2 separate regions of the Mus musculus genome follow, and region 2 is linked to region 1. A link is a contact called in ENCODE POLR2A ChIA-PET data. All regions are on one chromosome and are shown on one strand. The core of a region is the stretch at or near the end of the contact, and the rest is flanking DNA. Distances in the headings are between cores, read along the strand shown. Region 1 holds the start of Thada (thyroid adenoma associated). Region 2 holds the start of Plekhh2 (pleckstrin homology domain containing, family H (with MyTH4 domain) member 2).

Evidence for each region. ChIA-PET counts read pairs that join two places held with the same protein, here RNA polymerase II (POLR2A).
Region 2: POLR2A ChIA-PET joins it to region 1 with 27 read pairs in Patski. The contact joins the promoter of Plekhh2 here to the promoter of Thada in region 1. POLR2A ChIA-PET finds 5 or more read pairs at or near these places in 3 of 5 experiments (Patski and embryonic stem cell).

What each region holds. Positions count from the first base shown.
Region 1 is chr17:84,464,858-84,467,557 of GRCm38, forward strand. It overlaps Thada (thyroid adenoma associated), which reads right to left and starts at 1,351. Exons shown (of 38, transcript NM_183021.3): 1 at 1,237-1,351.
Region 2 is chr17:84,510,513-84,513,212 of GRCm38, forward strand. Plekhh2 (pleckstrin homology domain containing, family H (with MyTH4 domain) member 2) reads left to right here and starts at 1,383. Exons shown (of 30, transcript NM_177606.4): 1 at 1,383-1,452.

The DNA of each region.
Region 1 (2,700 bases), core at 101-2,600:
TACAGATTCCAGCTTAAGTCAAAGGCAGACCTCCGTGGCCACTGAGGAATGGTCTACCTGCAGACCCTCCCAGGCAGAAAACGACTCAGCATGCGTCACTTAAACTCCTGACATAGCTTCCTTGTTGTCCCTACTTGTCTCTGAAGAATCAAAGCAATCTAACCATGCACTTGCTTATAAACTTCCCAAAGGTTTTCCCTTGCACTAAATAAAATGCATTAGTTACATCCAAATTTGGGTGTATGGCCTGAAAACAATCTGGCCCCAGCTTCCTCTGCCATTCATTTCAGATTTCTTTCACAGCATGTATTACTACCTAAGATTACACTAACTGGCACACCTGTCTATTGCCTGTTTTTCCTAGCACTAAGCTCCATAAAGGTTGCAATGAACTGAATAGTTGTGTTCAGTGTTCCCGTTCTTAACTCCTTAGTCGTTCATGCATGTAGTAAATGCTTTATTAAAATTTCATGAACTAAATCAAGGAATTCTTAATTAACAATTGCTAGAGATATTATAGGAGGGACATATATACTTTTAGAAGGAAGGTGGGCTACCTGGTACCTAAAAGGACATGCTACAGCTAAGTGGCATACCGCTCCAGAAACTGAAGCATTTATAGTCCATTTGGACGGCAAGTCACTACAGCAACGGCAAATGAGCAGTCAAGCAAAAAAGTTAATGAACACAGCCAGACAGAGAGACAACAAGGAAAGGCCTTGAAGTTCTGGGTTAAGTTTAGGGAAATAATTTCCCAAACGAGCAGCCAGCGTGCAAAGTACTGAGAAAGTACTGAGGAAGGAAACTGAGGGGACACTTGTGATTTGAAATGGCAAGTTTGCAGCAGTATTTGATCCCGGAGTCCTAGGGACTACACAGAGATAGACTCGGTGATTCTGCGCGTTCTAAGGGTAAACGTGTGTCCGGGTGAACTGGGCCGGCCCAGAGCCGAAAATCCCGGTTCAGCCTGATGGGCATCTGCCCATAGGTGCCACTTGCTGCTTCCCGCCCATCTACATCTACACCTTCCCGACCGCCTCCCACGTGGAGTCCAAAGACTGACAGAAGGACGGATGAAAACGTGGTTCAAGGGCTGTCTGTCTCCATGGAGACCTCAGCGCCCGGAAGCCACGGCTGGCACCCTCGGGGTGGCCTGCAAGCTGCCCCGGCCGCGCTGTGGCGAAGTCGGTCCCCCGCGCCCGCGTGCCTGGCAGGCAGCGCGCCCGCGAGCCAAACCTCGTGCCCGAGGACGTCTGCAAAGCGTCGCCACCTCTGGACGAGACCCGGAAGCCCGTCAAGTCTACCGCGTCCCTGCGGCTTGTAACGTGGTGCGCGATCCAAAAACCGGTCCCCGGCGAAGGGAGGCAGGGCTGGAAGCTGGCACGGAAATATCGCGAGAGCGGCCGAGTGCCGCTCCTCCAATCAGAAGTGAGGGTGGGTTGTGACGTCATCAAAGAGGGCGTTTGCGAGGGGATTTAGAGAGCCCGCGACTAAACAGTTCTTGATAAGCGAGCCTATGATGGTGACTGCTGGGAATTGCATGCCCCTCACCTCCTTCTGGCTGGCAGAGCAGCAGCCTCCACACCTCTAGGTGTCAGGCCGACATTTCTGTTCCAACCCAGACTTTCTACATTCACTGTGCCCAGCGCAGAGACAGGCAAAATCTACACTCGGGGACGGTTGTGCCAGGGACGGGAACTGAAGCCAAGAGCAACGACTTGAACTCCACTGTCCGAGCCTTAAACGCTGCCTTAAAGGCTGCATCTTTTACACAACTCACAGACTATCTTGCAGTCCAGTCCTTTAAAACTGAGTAAAAATTAGAGACCTATATCACCTTAGTAAGGAGCTGGGACAAGGGACAAGATCACAGAACGGACAAGATGCTGAAAAGGCCGGGATGCTGGCCTGGGCTCTGAGATACATAGTTGGGAAAAACAATGAAAATTAGGTTCATCAGGTGGATGGCTTTTCTATCAAACTTTGTATTTCTTTGTGGTTTTGCCACGTGTATTGTGAGACCCTGACTTAAAGCGTTTCTCCTTGAAAGGTAAAGCCCCTAAAACATTTCCCCAAGCTTGTTTTCCCTGACCTATAAAAATACAGCTAGAAAGAAGCTCTTTGTTCTCTATAGCCAGCAAAAAGCCTTTTTGTTTCTATACTTTACAACCAGAGATGCGATAATTGTAAAAGACCCAGCCAGCACTTGCCTGGCTTCCTGTGCCAAGGACTCAGGGTTAGGGTTAGGGGAAGATAAAAATTCAGAAAGAACTCACTCCCCACTCCTTCTGCCTTGTAAATTTCACCAAGGACACTCCGCCCAACTCTTCCCAACTCCTCAGCTAGCTATTAAAAGCCCCCTACTGTCACTGGGGTCATCGGGGTCGGGTCAAACTCCCCTGACCTGCATGGCGGAAGGAGTTTGTCCTCAGCTAGCTGATAATAAAACCTCTTGCAGTTTGCATCAGTGTGATTTTCTCTCCCGTCTTTGGGGTGCTGGCCAACTTATCCTGGGACTTGAGCGGAGGCCAAGCTTCAGGGGTCTTACAGTATCACTAAACAATAGCTTGGTTGATTTTGTGTCTGTTATCCACCGATTCACATCTTTTGGCATTGCTTTCAGGTCACTCACCTAAAACTGAGTGGTGACAATTCTTTGACTCACTGTTAATATGCCGTTCTCTACTGTGCTGCATTTGT
Region 2 (2,700 bases), core at 133-2,632, 46 kb after region 1:
GCTGTGCTAAATTATGCAAGTTACTTTAACTGTTGATTTAACTCCCGCATGCTCTGTAAAATGAGCCCAGTCCAGCCTGCTTGTTTGCCAAGGCTGTTTGGAGACAATTTTTCATATGCTATGCATCATCAGCTCCCACAGAAGGCAGAAAGAATTTGATGTGTGGGGGTTGTCTGGGATCCAGTCCAAAATTAGTGCTCATCTGGAAGAAACATGGACGCCTGGTGCTTGCTTGCTGGCCTTATTTGTTTTCACTTAGGGCTTTCCCTCTAAGGAACTTTGCAAAATTTATCACTTTAGTATTTTTTATATATATATATAAGGTTGGCTTTTTCTTTTGTAAAAAGACTGAAGTGGGAAAAGCCTTCTGATGCCTTCTATTAGTGAACTGTGTATCAAAGAGAGCAATTTGTCTGACCTAGTTTGATGACCTGGGGAAGGATTACCTCTAACATCCAGAATTTGTCCCTCTCCTCCCACTCCCCTCCCCTTCCCTCCCCTTCCCTCCCCTCTCCTCCCTCTCCCCTCTCTCTGGTCCCTTAACAACTCCCAAGACTGGCCTCTTTAGGCCCCTGCTTGGGATGTGAAATCCAACCAGATTTATCATTCATGTGCTCACGCAATATGCTTTTGTGCGATTTGCAAAAGAACATAACAGCTCCTCCCTTTGAAATGCTTGCTGGCCTACAGTGGCAATAGTAGGTCAGGCAAACGTGTGCACTCACTCCAAGAGAGGCAAAAAACCGGACGTTCTGAGGGCAAAAAACGGGAGCAGAGGTTTCCACTATGTGGGGCAGTCTGGAGACTCACTGGGCTGAGAGGAGAGATAGAACTTTTAAAGGTGGGAAGGAAACAGCATGTCAATGCTCCCAGCTGGATTCCTCAGACCTCAGACCACAGTCACCCGAGGTGTGAGCAGCAGCTGTAAAAACTAAACTTGCACAACTACGAGGGAGGTTTTTCAGGCTACACACGGAATCCGTTCTTGGCCATTTAAACCCAACCTGGAAGACAATAAAGGCCTTGGCAAAGTGCACACTTACACTAGTTAATGTAGAAAGACAGACTGGCCAGAGGAGAGAGTTCACGCCTAGAGACAATGCAACAGGATGGTCCATAGGTCCAATCGAGGCAAAAGGAATGGAAAAGAGGTGACTAAGTGCTTCATCAGGCCTTAAAATCTAGGTGTGGGGAAGGCAGTGGGAATACCTCTTGGGTCAGGGCTCTTTACTCCGAGGGGCACCGGGAGGAGCTAGAGTTATAAACACCTCCTCCAGTGACGCCAGGTGGTCGGCTGCGTCTTCCGATTAGCTACTCCGGCCGCCAATCCCGCAGGAGGCGGCGCTGTCCCGGCCGCTCGGAGCTCCGAGTGCGGTCGGCGCGGGCTGAGAGCCGGGGAAGCCGGCGGAGCCGGGTGACTGGCGAGCCGGAACATCAGGCGCCGCCGCAGAGGTAGGCAGGTGGGCAGAGCGCGGGGTCCAGCGTCCTCGGGGACCGAGCCTCCCGGGTTCCTTACCCCGGGAACCAGGGCGTCCTGGGTTGCCGGCGAGGAAGGGGTCGGCGGGGTCGGCGGAGTGGGACAGGGATGCAGCGCAGGACGCCTCGCGCCCTGGCTCGGCCGGGTCCCGGGTCGCCCGCAGGAGCTGGCTGGGGACGGCTCTACGTTCCTCGGGCTCCTGTGACGTTCTGTTAGAAAAGCAGGGCCCCTGGCTTGTGGTACCGCTGGGGGTCGTCGGGTAGGGGAGCTGCGGGGCAGCCCCGCGTCCCCGCGCGCCTTGGGTCCCATCGGCGATGCAACAGTTCGGCCTGCGCTTCTGATGAGCCGTGCTTTGAGGGGACCCCGGGACCACAGTTCTCCAGCTTTTCATTTTTAACACCTCTGCTTGCCCGACCGCCCGACGCCAGAGCGCCCTAAGGTGACATACCCCGAAACGAATCTGTCCCCGGAGGAGTTGAGGCACCCTGCCTTGCAAAAACTCTCCTCTAGCCCGGCTACCTGAGGGTCACTGGCTTCTTTGTGAAAGTTCCAGTCTTTGCAAGCCTGGACCTCATAGGCTGTGTGTGTGTGTCCAGGAGGAGTGTGGAGGAGAAGGCTGTTCTGGGCAGTGCCGCTGAAGGGCAGGCATGCCCCAAGTAGGGCTAGGTGCTAAGGTTCTTTGAACAAGCATGCTTCAGCCTAGTTAAAGACATCTTTTCTGCATTGGGGGTAGGCAGGACATAACCTACAACCCAACTGTTCTAAAGAATATATAGGCTTTAGGGGATTATCTAAATTCCATCAGTGTGAGTCTAGGTAGTAACTTTCCTTCTTCCCTCCCTCGCTCTTTCCCTCTCTCCCTTCCTCCCTTCCCAGGACTTTAGTCTTTTCAAACCTCTCCCACCCCCTTTTAGGAGCTGGAAAAGAAACAGGAAGTCAGAGATTCAGAGAAAAGAGCGTTCACTCCACAACTATAAACAGTTTATTTTGTGCCAGTAAATATTTCCGAAGTCACTGGAAGTCTTTGGAAAACCTCAGTTTTTGTCTGCCCCCTGCAGAGAAGGTAGATCCCCTTAGAGTTCAAAACTTAGAGAGGACATTTTTAGAAGTGGAAGCCATACAGTCCTGTCACTAGGGACGTTGAAAGTGTTGAGAATTCCCATTCTTAGCCAGCCAAGGTGGAGCTCTGCTGGGTTACAGCTGCCTTCTACCTAGATACAGAA